4 separate regions of the Homo sapiens genome follow, and regions 2, 3 and 4 are each linked to region 1. The links are chromatin contacts, found by Hi-C or POLR2A ChIA-PET in ENCODE. All regions are on one chromosome and are shown on one strand. The core of a region is the stretch at or near the end of the contact, and the rest is flanking DNA. Distances in the headings are between cores, read along the strand shown. Region 1 overlaps VAV1 (vav guanine nucleotide exchange factor 1). Region 2 holds the start of KHSRP (KH-type splicing regulatory protein). Region 3 holds the start of TUBB4A (tubulin beta 4A class IVa). Region 4 holds the start of CLPP (caseinolytic mitochondrial matrix peptidase proteolytic subunit).

What was found. Hi-C counts contacts between places; a loop is a spot of excess contacts on that map. ChIA-PET counts read pairs that join two places held with the same protein, here RNA polymerase II (POLR2A). Pooled maps may share reads with other maps.
Region 2: a loop to region 1 is called in a map with no recorded cell type, with 10 times the contacts of the local background. The contact joins the promoter of KHSRP here to the enhancer-like site in region 1. A Hi-C loop is called at or near these places in 1 of 37 single-sample maps with no recorded cell type and 7 of 50 pooled maps. POLR2A ChIA-PET finds 5 or more read pairs at or near these places in 1 of 52 experiments (GM12878).
Region 3: a loop to region 1 is called in a pooled map, with 2.4 times the contacts of the local background. The contact joins the promoter of TUBB4A here to the enhancer-like site in region 1. A Hi-C loop is called at or near these places in 5 of 37 single-sample maps with no recorded cell type and 9 of 50 pooled maps. POLR2A ChIA-PET finds 5 or more read pairs at or near these places in 3 of 52 experiments (B cell, CD4-positive, alpha-beta T cell and Panc1).
Region 4: a map with no recorded cell type shows a loop between it and region 1 (6-fold over the local background). The contact joins the promoter of CLPP here to the enhancer-like site in region 1. A Hi-C loop is called at or near these places in 5 of 37 single-sample maps with no recorded cell type and 8 of 50 pooled maps. POLR2A ChIA-PET finds 5 or more read pairs at or near these places in 5 of 52 experiments (GM12878, PC-9, activated B cell and 2 more).

Annotation. Positions count from the first base shown.
Region 1 is chr19:6,798,839-6,803,186 of GRCh38, forward strand. All of the region lies in intron 1 of VAV1 (vav guanine nucleotide exchange factor 1), which reads left to right. Among named protein-coding and RNA genes, the nearest start is that of VAV1, 28 kb to the left of the region's middle. RefSeq lists enhancers at 2,874-3,394, 3,185-3,254, 4,137-4,348. Within about 2 kb of position 2,178, at least 27 of the 41 ENCODE cell types and tissues checked have a DNase peak (open chromatin) inside an H3K27ac peak, as active enhancers do; they include B cell, CD4-positive, alpha-beta T cell, GM12878 and 1 more, where a contact is called at or near this core.
Region 2 is chr19:6,422,408-6,426,727 of GRCh38, forward strand. KHSRP (KH-type splicing regulatory protein) reads right to left here and starts at 2,404. Exons shown (of 19, transcript NM_001366299.1): 1 at 2,046-2,404; 2 at 1-29. The coding sequence starts at 2,294. SLC25A41 (solute carrier family 25 member 41) reads right to left here. Exons shown (of 7, transcript NM_173637.4): 7 at 3,630-4,154. The coding sequence ends at 3,982. RefSeq lists an enhancer at 2,712-2,831.
Region 3 is chr19:6,500,890-6,505,167 of GRCh38, forward strand. It overlaps TUBB4A (tubulin beta 4A class IVa), which reads right to left and starts at 1,420. Exons shown (of 4, transcript NM_006087.4): 1 at 1,267-1,420; 2 at 626-734; 3 at 398-508. The coding sequence starts at 1,323. RefSeq lists silencers at 937-1,046, 1,217-1,396, 1,407-1,676, an enhancer at 3,804-3,943 and a cis regulatory region at 3,821-4,278.
Region 4 is chr19:6,358,708-6,362,793 of GRCh38, forward strand. CLPP (caseinolytic mitochondrial matrix peptidase proteolytic subunit) reads left to right here and starts at 2,824. Exons shown (of 6, transcript NM_006012.4): 1 at 2,824-3,065; 2 at 3,162-3,233; 3 at 3,739-3,835. The coding sequence starts at 2,868. It also overlaps a transcript of ACER1 not described here. RefSeq lists a silencer at 3,071-3,300 and an enhancer at 3,499-4,086.

The DNA of each region.
Region 1 (4,348 bases), core at 928-3,427:
CAACTATGAACCCAGCCTTGAAATCAATGGATCATATCCATTGCCCCTCAAAGTTTCCTCCATCCCACCCCTCCCTGCCTCCCCCTCCTCCCACCTCTCATTCCCTCGTACCTCCTGATTTGCTGTTAGTCACTGTCGATTAGTTTGTATTTCCTGGAGTTTTATGTAAGTGGAATGGTACCATCTGTGGTCTTCTGTGACTGGCTGCTTTCCCTGAGCATGATGTCCTGGTTCATCCATGTTGTTGTATGTATCAGTGTACCATTCTGTTGTACGGATGCACCCCAGTTTGTTTATCCATTCATCCCTTGATGGAGGTTTTTTTGTTTGTTTCGCTTTGTTTTTTTGAGATGGAGTCTCGCTCTGTCGCCCAGGCTGGAGTGCAGTGGCGCAATCTCGGCTCACTGCAACCTCCGCCTCCCAGGTTCAAGCGATTCTTCTGCCTCAGCCTCTCGAACAGCTGGGACTACAGGTGTGCGCCACCACGCCTGGCTAATTTTTTTGTATTTTTAGTAAAGACAGGGTTTCACCATGTTGACCAGGCTGGTCTCGAACTCCTGACCTCATAATCTGCCCACCTCGGCCTCCCAAAGTGCTGGGATTACAGGCGTGAGCCACCATGCCCGGCCTATACTTTAAGTTCTGGGATACATGTGCAGAACGTGCAGGTTTGTTACATAGGTATACACGTGCCATGGTGGTTTGCTGCATCCATCAACCCATCATCTACATTAGGTATTTCTCCGAATGCTATCCCTCTCCTAACCCCCAGCCCCCGACAGGCCCCAGTGTGTGATGTTCCCCTTGGTTGAGGTTTGAATTACTGATGGCACTTTTGGCTATCATGAATCAAGTTGCTAGCTGGATATGGTGGCACATGCCTGTAGTCCTAACTCTTTGGAAGGCTGAGGCAGGAGGATTGCTTGAGCCCAGGAATTTGAGACTGCAGTGAGCTGTGATTGGGCCAGGCTGCACTCCAGCCTGGGTGACAGACTGAGACTGTCTCAAAAAAAAAAAAAAAAAAAAAAGGAAAGAAAAGAAAACAGAATCAAGCTGCTATGAACATTCTGTACAAGTCTTTGTATGGACATGTGCTTTCATTTCTCTTGAGTAAATGCCTGGTAATGGAATATATCGTATGATAGGTGCATGCTTAATGTTTTAAGAAAACTTACCAGGCCAGTCACGGCGGCTCATGCCTGTCATTCCAGCACTTTGGGGAACTGAGGCGGGAGGATTGCTGGAGCCTAGGAGTTTGAGACCAACCTGACCGACATAGTGAGGCTCTGTTTCTTAATTTTTTTTTTTAATAAGAAGAAAATGTACCAACTTTTCTTCCTTTGTGCTGGAATTGCAAGGTAAAAAAATAATAGTAATAACAAGGAAAACGTACCAACTTTTCCAAAGTGGATCTGCCATGTGATGTTCCTGCCAGCTGCTCAGCATGCTTCTCTTCTTTGCTTCACTATCTGTCTCATTTTTTTTTTTTGAGATGGGGTCTTGCTCTGTTGCCCAGGCTGGAGTGCAGTGGCATGATCTCGGCTCACTGCAACCTCTGCCTCCTGGGTTCAAGCGATTCTCCTTCCTCTGCTTTCCAAGTAGCTGGGACTACAGGCGTGTTCCACCACACCCAGCTAATTTTGTATTTTTAGCAGAGACAGGTTTCACTATATGTTGGCCAGGCGCGTCTCAAACTCCTGACCTCAAGTGATCAACCCACCTCAGCGTCCCAAAGTGCTGGGATTACAGGCATGAGCCACCACACCCAGCTTCTTTTTTTTGTTTTGTTTTGTTTTTTGTTTTTTTGAGACATCCTCGGTCTGTTGCCCAGGCTGTGCAGTGGCGTGATCTCGGCTCACTGCCACCTCCGCCTCCTGGGTTCAAGCGATTCTCCTGCCTCAGCCTCCAGAGTAGCTGGGATTACAGGCGCCTGTCACCACGCCTGGCAAATTTTTGTGTGTGTGTGTGTGTGCAGTCGGGGTTTCACCATGTTGCCCAGGCTGGTCTTGAACCCCTGACCTCAAGTGATCCGCCCGCCTCAGCCTCCCAAAGTGCTGGGATTACAGGCGTGAGCCACCGCACCCAGCCGCTCACCATCTCTTTGTCGCCTGCATGGCACCATTCTCTCCTGTACCACCCCAAAGCCTTACCAGGTGCCTCCTGCATTTAACCAGGTCCCATAGCTCTCTGTGCTTCCCGGCACACCCTCTCACCACCCTCATCATCAATTATTCACCTTGCTGACTGCTTAGTGTTTGTCTCCTGGCTGGATTACATAAGCCCTGTAAGGGCAGAGCTCTGTTTGTCTTGATCACCATTAGGTTCTGGTGCTTGGCATACAGTAGGCATTCCACACATGCTTGCTGAATTAATGCATGACCGGGTCTGGGGTGCTGGGTTTCACACCAGGCTCTACCGCAAACATTGGGTCAAGTATTTTCATTCCCGACGTACAGATGAGTCAATTGAATCAACGGAAAGCAAAATGATCCCATCCAAGCTCCCTCAACTTGCCGGGCTGGTCTGGGAGTCGAACCAGATCTGCCTGACCCTCCCACCGGTGCTGAAAAGTGGAGTGTGTGCTGGGGTGGTAGGGGATGGGGCAGAAGAGAGACGGGCTTCCTCACAGAAGGGTTTGAGGGCTAGGATGAGGCGTGCACACTCTGCACCCCTGCTTCGGAGCTTTGAAAGGGTGCACAGCACACCCGCCCTCTCTGGGAACCCTCGGGAGCTTGAGGTTGCCTGATGAAGGGGCTGATGGGTTGAACGCAAAGGGCCCCTCCACCCACCCTTTTTTCTATCTCCCCAACCAAGCCCTGGTAACAGGCATTTCCGGTTTCCGGCCGGCTCCCTGGTGCTGGGGTGGGGGTGGGGAGTTGATTGCTGCCGTCGTGCTTGGCTCTGGGTCCCCTTCTCCCAGACCCCAGAGGCCTCTGTCCCTGCACACTGCTTCCCCGAAGGAGCGTGGAAAGCCAGCCGACCTTTCTGGCTCTTTCTTCATCTTGGGCAGGGGTTTTGTTGATGGGAGGCTGGCTGGCAAATGGGGAAGAATGAACCTCAGGGTTCACCGCAGTGCGCCTGGGTGCTGATTTGCATATGGGCACGATGCCAGCACAGTGGGTGCCCGCCTCTTCCTGGAGGAAGGAAGAGGGGCACTGAGGGGGGTTGCCCCCAGCAGGGAGGAACCGTCCTCATAATGCCTCTCCTACGTTTGTTTAAAGGACCATCATTCTCAGCAAACTATAGCAAGGACAAAAAACCAAACACCGCATGTTCTCACTTATAGGTGGGAATTGAACAATGAGAACACATGGGCACAGGAAGGGGAACATCACACACAGGGGACTGTTGTGGGGTCGGGGAAGTGGGGAGGGATAACATTAGGAGATATACCTAATGCTAAATGAGGAGTTAATGGGTGCAGCACACCAACATGACACATGTATACATATGTAACAAACCTGCACGTTGTGCACATGTACCCTAAAATTTAAAGTATAATAATAATAAAATTAAAAAAAATAAAGGACCTCCTGTCCTTTGCCACTTTCTCACACTCTTCAGGCGACCAGGAAGTCCTTTCTGGTGGTCTAACTGCAGTCACTGCTGCTGTCTGATGGAGCCCCTTTCTTTAGCTGGCCCCACCGCAGCCCGGAGAGGGGATGAATCATGCCCCCTTTCCCCTCTTTGAGGCATCACATGACTGGAAGGAAGCTGTCTCCGGGTTCAGCTGATCTCCCTGAGGTCAGGAGGGAACTTCCTCCCTCGAGCCACAGACACAGCCATCTGCTCTATTGTCTCTGGTGATCTGCCTGCCCATGAGCGCCCTCATTATGCCACTCTCTAAGAGGCACCAGGAGCAGCTTAGTGTGGTTCAAAGAGGCAGTGTTGTACAGAGGTTAGAGGCACAGACTTTGGGATCCAGTGCTGGTATCTGGTTCTCCATTCCTATCTGTGTGGTCCGGGATGGGCAGTATCCCCTCTCTGAGCCTCAGTTGTTTCCTCTGTCAAAGGGAGATTTATTCATTCGACAGATTTTATTGAGCATCTACTATGTGTCAGACATGGTACTAGGTATTGAGGTCCTCTATTTACCCAAAGGAGTTGAACATTTATGTCCACACAAAAACTTACACTCAAGTCTTTGTAGCGGCTTTATTCATGATTGCTGAAACTGGGAGGCAACAAATTGTCCTTCGGTAGATGAATGCGATGTAGGGCAAGGCAAGCCCTAAATTGGGGCTCAGCCTGGGACGGTTCTTTGTTTTGCCCAGGAAAGAATTCCAGGGCGAGCTGGAGGTGTTAGACAGTAGCTTTTACTGAAGTGAAAGTGCATAGCGGCAGTTGC
Region 2 (4,320 bases), core at 1,154-3,653, 380 kb before region 1:
GCAGCATCGCCTCCAATTTTGGCTGCAATCTAGAATAAAGTAGTAAGCACAGAAGAATTACCACCAAAAACAACCCTCCATGGCACCCAGGTCAACTTCTCAGAACATCTCCTGGACACGAAAGCCCATCAGGTCTTGGTGTCTGGCCCTCCAACTTAGGGAAGAGTCAGTTGGTTAAGACATCCTAGGAGTTTTGAACCTAGGCCTCAAGGTTCTCACCAGTTAACTGGGAATATCAAAATTCCCCTCTTCCCTTCTCCTGGGATTTGTGTCTTAATTGTGGCCAGCCCATAATCCACACTGACTTCGTTCTAGGGGTGACAAGGAACAGAGGCTCAGGTGTCAGGGAGGGTTCCCAGGTCATCTCCAAGAGCTTTCAGACACTTCCTCCTGCCAGTGGCCCCAGCTCAGAAAACCAGAAAGTGTGTTTTTTTTTAGCCCCGTTTTCCTGGGATGCTGAAGAGTTCAATTTTCCCCTATCTCCCCCACTCTCAAAATCCTTTTATCAATTTATTGAATAAATTTGAGCAAAGCGATCACTTCAAGGGATATGAAATCCTCATTTGACCAAAACAGAAGACTCTCTGGATGGCTGGGCACTGTGACTTATGCCTGTAATCCCAGCATTTTGGGAGGCCGAGGCGGGCAGATCACTTGAACTCAGGAGTTCGAGACAGACTGGCTGACATGGTCAAACTCCATCTCTACTAAAAATACAAAAATTAGCTGGGTGTGGTGGTGCACACTTATAATCCCAGCTACTCGGGAGGCTGAGGCAGGAGGAGCACTTCAACTGGAGAGGTGGAGGCTGTGGTGTGCTGAGATCGTGCCACTGCACCCCTGCCTGGGTGATATTGAGACTGTTTCCAAAAAACAAACAAACAAACAAAAAACCAAGACTCTATGGGACACAAGTTACATCTCAGACACGTGAAGAGCAACTTTAAAGAAACCTCAACCCAGCAAACTTAGGATCAGAGTCTGGGGTTTAGAAACCCAAACCATGTTAAGAATCTCCCTTTCCACCAGTCTCCATTTTTCTACGCTGCCCTAGAGCCAAAACTCATGGGATGCCCACAGGGGGCCTGTCCCCACCAACTGACAGCACCAGCTTCCTCCCTTCAAGCTGTCCCAGAATCAGACGGTTCCATGGGCAATAAGACCAAATGCACGCTAGAACCCACCCAACTCCAAGGGTGAGAGAGACGACAGAGGGCCAGAACACAGGCGTTCACTTAACGGGACCTCCCACCTTGGGAGGAGCCAGTCTCTAGCCCCGGAGGCATTGGGACAGCCCAGGAGCCGGTCGGCGGCAAAGTCCTCCCATTCTACCGACCCCCACCCCTCCAGGCCATGGGGAGGCTGCAAATGGAGCTGGAGAGGTCAGTCCTAGCAGCATGTGACACTTCCTTGTCATTACGCCTCAATACACGGGGGTGGGAGACCCTCCCTTCTTTCCCCCAAAGAGACAGACCACGCTTTCAAGCCACCAAAGCATCCAAGAGCCAGTCCCCATGCTCGTCTTCCCCATTTCGCCCAAGTGCTCAGCCCTAGACAGGTCCCCATCCACTTTCCCGACTGAAGAGGAAGGACTGTCCCTCCCACCCCCACAATGTCCCTTTCTCCTAGAGAGGGGACAGAAATGGGACTGGGTTGGGGGCAAACACTGCCCTTTGCCCTGATATGGAGGGGAGAGTAAAGGCCCTCCGCCCGGGAAGGTGGACCCCTGCCTCCAGGCATGTCCTAAGGCCGGGGGGCTAAGGGGGGGGTCCCAAAAGTGCGTCTCCGAGCTCCGGGGCGCCTGCACACCCAGGCGCCGCTCCTGGTGACCCCCAGTGCGCCCCTACTCCCTGCAGGGGGGTCACCCGTTGGGATCCCACTCGAGGCGCAGCGGGAGGGCCAGGCCCCCGCCTACCGCCCACGTGACCCCGCGACGGCCCCGGCCCCCCTCCGCGACCCTGCGCGCGCGCGCGCACGTGACCCCCGCCCCCTCCCCCGCCTGCGCGCGCGCGCGAGCGCGCCCCTCAGGCCCTCGGCCTCCTCACCTGGCGGGCCCGCTGCACGGCGTCGGCGAAAGCGTCCTTGCGGATTCCCGGGCCGCCTCCGCCGGGTGGCTGAGAGGGGCCCCCGGCCGACCCCCCGCCCGGGCCGCCGCCGCCGGGACCGCCGCCGCCCCGGTCCCCCGCGCCTGGCGGGCCCGGCGGAGGGCCTCCCCCGGCGCCTCCGGCTCCCCCGCCCCCGCCGGCGGGCGGCGGCGGCCCGGGCGGGGGTCCTCCCGTGCTGTAGTCCGACATGGCGCGGCGGGGCCGGGCCTGGCGCGGAGGCTGAAGCTGAGGAGGCGGCGGCGGCGGCGGCGGCTCAACGCGGGAACAAGGCCTCGCTCCACACGGCCGCGGAGCACTCTGGGAACCCAGCCGCTGGGAGGACGACGAGGGGGGAGAGAGTCGCCCCTCCCGCCGCCGACGTGACGGACGACTCCGGCGGGCCAATGGGAGGCAGCCGCCGCACCCCGGACACCAATCGCGAGCTCTGTAGGAGGTGGCCAATCGGAGTGCAATGAGGGGCAGTGGGCGGGAGGCTCAGAGTGACTGACAGCTCTCAGAGGCAATAGCTGCGAGCTGCCCGTGCTGGGCGGGCAAATGAAGGAGATCTGAGAAGGCAGGAGGCCCAATGAAACGCGAGTGCCAGATTCGCGGGGCGGCTTCAGAATTAGATTGACGGTTCTGAAGAGTCACGTGGACTGTAAGGCCGGGCCTAGTGGAAGACTCCTATGGACCGGCTGGGTGGGCGTTAGGTTTGATAGTCGTGGACACAAGCCAATGAATGCACGTGAGAGGTGGTGCTTGTAAAGATGGGCAGCCAATTAATCCAATTCCTGACGAGTTCTGGGTGATGAGGTTGGCTTTGGACTTTAATTGCTTCCCTTGTTAACCAGAATCCTTTTCTATCCCTGACTTCTAAGCCAATGGCTGAGCGACATGGGTGGGTGTTCGGTGACTGACACTGGTCTGGACAAATGGGAATGAAGGAAATCAAAGCGCCCACTTTTGGTGGGAGCCAGTGGAAGCGCCGCTGCATTGGGGCGGAGTCGGCCACCAGACAGCGAGGGGATTAGCGGGAACTGTAGTGAATGGCAGCCGACGTGGGCGGTGGCAATCGGCTGCCCGAACTCAGGCCTGATGTCTGGGTTAGCTCACCGGCAGCCTGGTTGGGTAGGCCCGGCACGTGGCCCGCTTGAAGCCTTAGAGATCGAGCGCTTCCGGAGGTGGGGAGGCCGGAAAGCAGGAAACTCGGGATCCCCCGGGCCTTCTTCTCTCTCGACCCCCCATCTAGAGCGTCCAGTTCTCTTGCAGGACTCAAGGAACCAGCCCCACTCACGAGTCCAGAACCGTTCCAACAACCGGGATCGAGGGATCACAGCCTCGATCACACCCCTCACTTCACACCCCTCACTCCCTTCGCCTAAGGCCCTGGGATCCAAGCCTCAAGCTCCTATCCTAGGTCCTCACTTCCTCTCCTGGACACAAATTCCCATTCAGGACCCAGAGGCCCAAGGTCCCCAGCTCCCCTACTGGGTCCAGGGATCTCATGCACCCAGTTCCACTCCTAGGCCCAAGTATCCAGACACGTTCAGCAAAAACCATCTCTTTATTCCTTGTTGTGTGACATGTTCACCATTTCGCCCTGGAGCCAGGACGACCCACAAGGGGCCAGACTGGAGTCCACGTTTCTTGTCTCAGGCTGCACCCTGGGGAGGGAGTCCCAGGAGTTTTCTGACCCAGCACTGCCCCCCTCCACCCACCACCAACCCCAGCTTCAGGAATCTTCTGACCCAGAGCCCCACCCCCACCCCCAGCCTGCTTTTGCCACCAAAAACTGCCCCAGGGCCTGAACCTTGAGGCCTCGAGGGCTCTTTGGGGCCAGGGGTCATCAGGTCCTCCTGTCCCATTTCTGCCTAGGCTGTGTCGTCCAGCTCACAGCCTATATGCCCAGGGTTTTCTTCATGGCTTCGTACACCACATAGCTGATGCCACCTGCTGGTAAGACCTTCAGTAGCGTGGGGGTCATGCCTCGGTACAGCCCTAGCCAGCCCTGCTGGGCCAGGATCCGCTGGAGGACTCCGCGCATGGTGGGATTTGAGCCCTCCACGGTATCTGCAGGGACACAGGCAAGATCAGGACTAGGCCAGAGATGACCGGGCCTCCTAGGAGTCTGGAATGTTGCGGACAGGTGCTGAAGCCACGGGTAGGGGCCCCAGGGGTCAGTAGGAAAACAGTTTGAAGAGTCTTAGAGGAAATTGGTCAGTTTGAGGAGGAGTGG
Region 3 (4,278 bases), core at 170-2,669, 300 kb before region 1:
CTGGGGCAGAGAGGGAGCTCCGGCTGTTTGATTCTTACCTGGATCTCCAGCTTCTAGAACAGGGCCTGGTATGCAGTGAGTGCTCACTGTTTGTTGAATGCATGAAGTGGCAGAATTGGGATGTGCACCCAGGCAGTCTGGTTCCGGTTCAGACCGTTGAATTAAAATGCCACCTCCTCCAGGAAGACTTCCCTGAATCCTTCTCTGTATCCGCCCTCCTCAGGGCTCTCACAGTGGCCTGAGCATCCCCTCATCACAGCCCTGGATGCAGGGCTGGTGCCTGGTGCCCTGTCCACCCCATCTCTGGTCTGTGGGCCCCGGTGGTGGCTGTTGACTCTGTGGTGTTAGCAGGAATAAGGAGGTTTTCCAGCCTCTGGCTCCCTGCTGGGGGACTCACCAAACACGAAGTTGTCCGGCCGAAAGATCTGACCGAAGGGGCCAGAACGGACAGAGTCCATGGTGCCGGGTTCCAGGTCCACCAGCACCGCTCTGGGGACATAATTTCCTCCTGCAGGGAAACAGATGGAGGGCAGTTCGATGCGTGCCAGGAACCACAGGCGCCCGGTAGCATCCTGTTCCCTCCCAGCTGCCCCTTCCCACCTGGAAGGTGCCTCCTTCGCCCTACCTGTGGCCTCGTTGTAGTACACGTTGATCCTCTCCAGTTGCAGGTCACTGTCCCCATGGTATGTGCCTGTGGGGTCGATGCCATGTTCGTCACTGATAACCTCCCAAAACTAGAGAGAGAGGTGGTCGGAAGAGTTGAGAGAGGGGAAGCCGGTGGCCAAGCCGAGGACTGCCCCCAGCCCCCAACTAGCTCCCTAGCTGCCACCTCTCCCCCAGCAAGGTGAACGGGGGACCTAGAGGCATGGTGTCGGGGCGAGGATGAGGCAGCAAGAAGGAGCGGTGGGGGCGGGGTGCAGCCGAGTCAGCACCCAGCGGGGCCGGCTGGTGCCAGCGCACCCAGGCTGCAGCCCGGGGGAGGCACCGGGGCTCTTTGTGCGTGAGGAGGGGACAGTGGCCCAGCTGTGGGCCCAGCTGTGACAGGCGGACAGAAGGCTGGCTCCCACTCTCCGCAGCCTCTTTGTTCCCAGTCTGGCCCTGCCACCCCCACCCCGCGACCCTTCCCCCAAGGCCCCTGGGGCGCGCTGGCCTCCTGGGGACCTCATTCCTTTCCAAAGACTCCCAGGTTGCGGGGTGCTCCGGGGACCGACCCCGCGGTGCTCCCCGGGGCCGCCACTGCCTCCCCGGGCCCCGTTCCCCGAGCACCTTGGCCCCGATCTGGTTGCCGCACTGGCCGGCCTGCAGGTGCACGATCTCCCGCATGGCGGTGGCGCTGAGGGTGGACGCGGCGGCGGTGGCACGAGCGCGGGGAGCTGCGGCGGCGGCGAGGGTGGAAGATGCGGCGGAGACGGCGGAGCACGGTCCCTGCGCCCCCGGGAGCCGCTATATGAGCGGGCGGGGCACGCGTCACGGCCGGTCACCCTCCCGCTCCGCCCCTTGGTCCCGCCCCGGGATGATGGAGGGGGCTGGGGTGGGGGGAGGTGGTGCAGGGACCTCCCTCCCCAGGGGGCCTCCCAGAGAAGTCCGGGACGCCACGTGCTCCGACCCCTGCCTTGGGGGTGAGGCCCCTTAGGGAGCCACCAGTGCAGTCTCCCCCGTCCCAGCCCCCAGCCAGGCTTGGCCACCCGCAGAAATTGGGCGGAGGAAGGGAGGGGAGCGCCTGGTAAACAGGCATCTGAGAAGTCCTGCCCCTCCCCCTTAGCCTCCACCCTCCCGCCCCAGGCCTTGCCTCAGTTTCTCGGTCCGCAGCCCCCCTTCTCATTCTATTTAGACCTCATTCGCCAGAATCCTTGCAGTAACCGCGAGCCCTCCCAGTGGGCTGGGGGCTCCGGAGCGGCGATCTGGTTTGCGGGTGGGGGGCGGTAGGTTCCTGGAGGGCTTGTCCTGAAGCTGCATAGTAAAACCACGATTTTCCTCCCATGATTGGGTGCAGATGCTGGTGGGCTCCCCTGGTACACCTCTACTGGGCATTGAGCTCGTCCCAGGTGGGGTCACCCCCAGCCTGGCCTAAGGAGGAGAGTGGAGGAGTAAGACAGCTGGGTTCATATTGGGAGGGGGACAGTGAGTCCCCAGGGCTGCCTCGCTTTCCCAAAATAACACCCCTCCTCTCCAGTATTGTAATTTATCTTTATCTATATCTATACCCTTTTTTTTTTTTTTTTGAGACAGAGTTTCGCTCTTGGCGCCCAGGCTGGAGTGCAATGGCCCAATCTCGGCTCACTACAACCTCAGCCTCCCAGGTCCAAGCGATTCTCCTGCCTCAGCCTCCCGAGTAGCTGGGATTACAGGCATGTGCCACCACGCCCGGCTAATTTTTTTGTATTTTTAGTAGAGACAAAGTTTCTCCATGTTGTTCAGGCTGGTCTCAGACTCCTGACCTCAGGCCATCTGCCCACCTCTGCCTCCCAAAGTGCTGGGATTACAGGCGTGAGCCAACGCGCCCGGCCTATATATATATATTTTCGGACAGGGTCTTGCTCTGTCCCTCAGGCTGTAGTGCAGTGGCATGCTCATAGCTCACTGCAGCCTCAATGTCCTGGGCTCAAGCAATCCTCTCACCTCAGCCTCCCAAGTAGCTGGGACTGCAGGTGCATGCCATCACGCCTGGCTAATTTTCAAGATTTTTTGTAGAGATGGGGTCTCGCTATGTTGTCCAGGCTGCTCTCCAACTCCTGAGCTCAAGAGATCCTCCTGCCTCAGCCTCCCAAAGTGCTGGGATTCCAGGCATGAGCCACTGCGCCCAGCTCAGTATTATAATTTATTACCCACCATCTCCCTTGCCTCTGCATTTCCTGTAGCATTAGGTGTATGACCTTGCCCTGGTGCTCCTCTCTGTGTCTGAATTTCACATTTGCAAGTTGGGGTGGTGAGGAAGGCCCACCCTCCAGGGTCTGATTATGCGATGACCCAGTTAACAAGGTGGCGATAGTCTCCCCTCCTGCAGAGTCAACAATAAATTGTATCTTTCTCGAGTCTAAGTATTATCAGAGGCTGGACTGGACTTCCTGTGCTGCCCCTCATGTGAAGGTCAAGCCTCCTGGGGCTGCTTCCTTGGACAGCCTCCAGTCCCGCCCTCCCAGGAAGTCTCCTCCTCGCCTCCCATCCTTGACTTTCCCACTCAAGGACTTTGGTGTATTGCTGGTGGGAGGTGGGGTAAGCCATCTTGGCCATGTGGTTGGGACCTCACATTTGCCATGGCCACTAATTTTTTTTTTTTTTTTTTTTTTTTGACAGAGTCTTGCTCTGTCACCCAGGCTGGAGTGCAGTGGTGCCATCTCGGCTCACTGCAACCTCTGCCTCCTGGGTTCAAGCCATTCTCCTGGCTCAGCCGCCCCAGTAGCTGAGATTACAGGTACGTACCACCATGACCAGCTAATTTTTGTATTTTTAGTAGAGACGGGCTTTCACCATGTTAGCCAGGCTGGTCTCGAACTCCTGACCTCGTGACCTGCCCACCTTGGCCTCCCAAAGTGCTGGGATTACAGGCGCGAGCCACCGCGCCCAGCAAATTCTTTTTTTTTAATTTCTTGCCCTGTCATCCAGGCTGGGGTGCAGTGGCATGGCCATGGCTCACTGCAGCCTCGAACTCCTGGGCTCAAGTGATTCTCCCACCTCAGCCTCCCGAGTAGCTGGGACTACAGGCATGCACCAATATGCCTGGGTAATTTTTGTATTTTTTTGTGGAGATGGGGGTCTTGCTATGTTGCCCAGGCTGGTCTCCAACGCCTGAGCTCAAGCAATCCTCCCACCTCAGCCTCCCAAAGTGCTGGGTTTACACATGTGAGCCATCGTGCCCTGCCCAATGACCACTAAATTTGACCAGTGGCTCTCAACAGCGTGTGTGTGAGAGTGTGTGTGTGTGTGTGTGTGTGTGTGTGTGTGTGTCGGGGGGGCGGGGGAGCGGTGATATTGCCTTCCCAGGGAACACTTGGCAATATCTGAAGACATTTTTGGTTGTCGTACCCAGATGGGGGCGGGGATGTGTGTGTGAGACTATGTGTGCACTACTGGCATCTAGTGGGTGGAGGCCAGAGATGCTGCTGAAAGCCCTTCAGTGCACAGGACGGCCCCACCCCAGAGAATGATGCAGGCCCAATGTCAACAGGGTTGAGGCTGAGAAATCCTGTGTTAATTATTTTGGGAAAAAATTTGTGTTAGCCCCTTCGCTCACACTAGATGCCAGAATAAATTCCAGAGGGGCTAGACCTTATATGGGTT
Region 4 (4,086 bases), core at 1,574-4,073, 440 kb before region 1:
TGGATCACCTGAGGTCGCGAGTTCGAGACTAGCCTGACCAACATGGAGAAACCCCGTCTCTACTTAAAATACAAAATTAGCTGGGCGTGGTGGTGGGCGCCTGTAATCCCAGCTACTCGGGAGGCTAAGGCAGAAGAATTGCTTGAACCTGGGAGGCGGAGGTTGTGGTGAGCCGAGATTGTGCCATTGCACTCCAGCCTGGGCAACAAGAGCAAAACTCTGTCTCAAAAAAAAAAAAAAAAAGAGTCCAGCTGGGCATGATGGTTCATGTCTCAGCAGTTTGGAAGGCTGAGGCAGGAGGATCACTTAAGTCCAGGAGTTCAAGACCAGCCTGGGCAACATAGGGAGACCCTGTCTCTACAAAAAATTTTAAAATTAGCCAGATGTGGTGACATGCACCTCTAGTCCTAGCTACTTGGGAGGCTGAGGTGAGAGGATAGCTTGAGCCCAGAGGTTCAAGGCTGCAGTGAGCTCTGATCACACCACTGTGCTCCAGCCTGGGTGACAGAGCGAGACACTGACTCAAAACAAAAAAAGAGTCTACCGCTTACTGCTTGGTAAACTTCTTATACATCAAAATCCACTTCAGGAGTCTCTCTGAATCTGCTGTGATTTTTTTTTTTTTTTTGAGATAGAGTTTTGCTCTTGTTGCCCAGGCTGGAGTACAGTGGTGTGATCTCGGCTCTCTGCAACCTCTGCCTCCTGGGTTCAAGTGATTCTCCTGACTCAGCCTCCCAAGTAGCTGGGATTACAGGCATTCACCACCATGCCGAGATAATTTTGTATTTTTAATAGAGACGGAGTTTCACTGTGTTGGTCAGGCTGGTCTCAAACCCCTGTCCTTAGGTGATCCACATGTCTTGGGCTCCCAAAGTGCTGGGATTGCAGGCATGAGCCACCACAACACCTCGCCTGAATCTGCTGTGATTCGAAGGACTGCCCCGGGAAAAAAAAGAAAAAAACACTTCAAGTAGACTCCCATGTGGGAGGACCTGAAGACTTCTCAGACTTCCATGGTCCCTGATCTAACACAGCAATAAATCATTCAAACTGAGCACTTTTTACACATTTTTGGACCCTTTCTGAGGACTTTCTGCACAAACCTAGGAGGTAGGTTATCATTATCCCCACTCTGCAGATGCCTCCAAAGCCCTCTACCTACCTCCTTTATCACCTCTTCATCTCTTGGTTCAATGTGTATTTAATGAGCACCTACTGTGTGTCAGGCACTATTCTAGACTTTGGGGATGAAGCAGTGGGCACCTCTTAGATAGTGACATTGAACTGAATGATGAAAAAGAATCTGGCTTGAGAAGGTGTGGCAAAAAAGAGAAGTCCCAACATTACCAGCAATCTTCCTACTTCCACCATTTTGCCCATTCTTTTTCCTCTGCTGGAAATGCCTTTCCCCAGCTAACAAACTCCTACTTATCCTGCAAAGCCCAATTCCAATACCTGCTTCTCCTAGGAATGCTTTCCGGTCTGATCTCCAGGAAGAATCCACAACACCCTTCTCTGGGCTCCCACAATCTACTCCACAGGTGGCCAAAAAATGAATGAGGAGGTCTCAGTAGAAGTCGGCCACACCAGGCTGGAAGCTCTTCAAGGCCAAGACCCAGGCTAAGTCCTCTCTGGGACCCCTCTTCCAAGATGAGCTGTGGGAACACTGCAGCTTTTTTTTTTTTTTTTGAGACGGTGTCTGGCTCTGTCGCCCAGGCTGGAGTGCAGAGGCGCCATCTCAGCTCACTGCAAGCTCCACCTCCCAGGTTCACACCATTTTCCTGCCTCAGTCTCCTGAGTAGCTGGGACTACAGGTGCCCGTCACCTCGCCCGGCTAATTTTTTGTATTTTTAGTAGAGACGCGGTTTCACCGTGTTAGCCAGGATGGTTTCGATCTCCTGACCTCGTGATCCGCCCACCTCAGCCTCCCAAAGTGCTAAGATTACAGGCGTGAGCCACTGTGCCCGGCCCTGCAGCTATTTTTAAAATAAGGAATAAGTGGGGTGTGGTGGCTCATGCCTGTAGTCCCAGCACTTTGGGAGGCAAAGGTGGGAGGATCACTTGAGGCCAGGAGTTTGAGACCAGCCTGGGCGACATAGTAAGACCCCATCTCTAATACATATATATATATATTTGCCAGATGTGGTAGCACACAACTGTAGTCCCAGCTACTCTGGAGAGCAAGGTGGGAGGGAGGGTTGCTTGGGCCCAGAAATTTGAGGCCACATTGAGCTAGGATGGCGCCACTGCACTCCAGCCTGGGCCACAGAGTGAGATTCTGTCTCAAAAAAATAAAAATAAATAAAGCAGAAACAGTAGAAAACGAAGACGAGGCCGGGCGCGGTGGCTCACGCCTGTAATCCCAGTACTTTGGGAGGCCGAGGTGGGAAGATCACGAGGTCAGGAGTTCAAGACCAGCCTGGCCAAGGTGAAACCCATCTCTACTAAAAATAACAAAATTAACCGGGTGCAGTGGTGTGCATCTGTAATCCCAGCTACTGGGGCAGCTGAGCCAGGAGAATGGCTTGAACCCAGAAGGCAGAGGTTGCAGTGACCCAACATCGTGCCACCGCACTCCAGCCTGGGTGACAGAGCAAGACTCCGTCTCAAAAAAAAAAAAAAAAGAAGACGAATTGGTCGGTAAGGGGACTCGAACTGGAGACTCTAAAACTTCTCCAGCCCTGCCCACTCAATTTACTTCATTGGCTCCTCCCTTTCAGGCTCCGTCCCTATCCCCGCCTCACCCTTAATGGCGCCCGCCCAGACTCCTGGAAGTGAGCGGCCTAGCGAGCGAGCTCCCAGGCGCAAAGCACGCCGGAAGCTGTAGTTCCGCCATCGGACGGAAGCCGACCGGGGCGTGCGGAGGGATGTGGCCCGGAATATTGGTAGGGGGGGCCCGGGTGGCGTCATGCAGGTACCCCGCGCTGGGGCCTCGCCTCGCCGCTCACTTTCCAGCGCAGCGGCCGCCGCAGCGGACACTCCAGAACGGCCTGGCCCTGCAGCGGTGCCTGCACGCGACGGCGACCCGGGCTCTCCCGCTCATTCCCATCGTGGTGGAGCAGACGGTACGGCGGCCGGGCGGGGACACGGTTCGGGGGCTCCGGGCTGGGTGGGGATCGGCTGGCTGCCCCGGCCCCTCACCTCCATCTTTCTACCCCCAGGGTCGCGGCGAGCGCGCCTATGACATCTACTCGCGGCTGCTGCGGGAGCGCATCGTGTGCGTCATGGGCCCGGTGAGCGCCCCGCGCCGGGACCCTCCCCAGGACTCTCCCAAGCGCCTGCCGACACTCCCTGCGCCCCTCCTTCCCTGGCCCCAGACTTTCCCTCAGGCTCCGCTCCCCTTCTAACCCCCTTCCCTCCCCTTCTGACTCCCCTCCTGGCTCCCGGTCCCCCAACCCGCTCCTCACCCCTTCTCTGCTCCTCGGCTCTTAATCTCCGACTTCCTTCCTGACACCTGGCACCGCTCCCCTCATTCCTACGCTCAAGACTCTCCCCAGCCATTCTCACCCCTTCCTTTCCTGTGTCCCTAGCCCCCTGACTCCCCCCTTCCTGTGCTCCAAACCCCCTGGGTCCTCTCCACTACTCTCTCCCCATCCCCTTCTGGGGCCTAAATTCTTCCCCATCCCTTTTACTTTGGGCTCTGGTCCCCCTTCCTGGTTCCCTGACCCATCCCCAGCCTCCCTTAAAACTCTCTCCCCACCCCGAATCTGGGGACACCCCTGCCCTCTCCACCTGCAGATCGATGACAGCGTTGCCAGCCTTGTTATCGCACAGCTCCTCTTCCTGCAATCCGAGAGCAACAAGAAGCCCATCCACATGTACATCAACAGCCCTGGTGAGCAGGGTCTTTCCTGGGTGCCAGGGGCACTCGTCAGGGCACACGGGTGACTCAGGGGACCAGAATCCCGGGTCAGGGATGTTCTCTCTCTGGGAAAGGGTGCAGAGCGTCAGAGTTCCAGAAGTGGCTTTAAACCACCAAAAGGTGCCTGTTGCTGGCTTTTGAGCCTCGGTTCACAAGTCAGGATGTGGCCTCTTTGATCCTGCACATACTGTTCTGCCAACCTGACCCGGCTGACATTTAAAAAT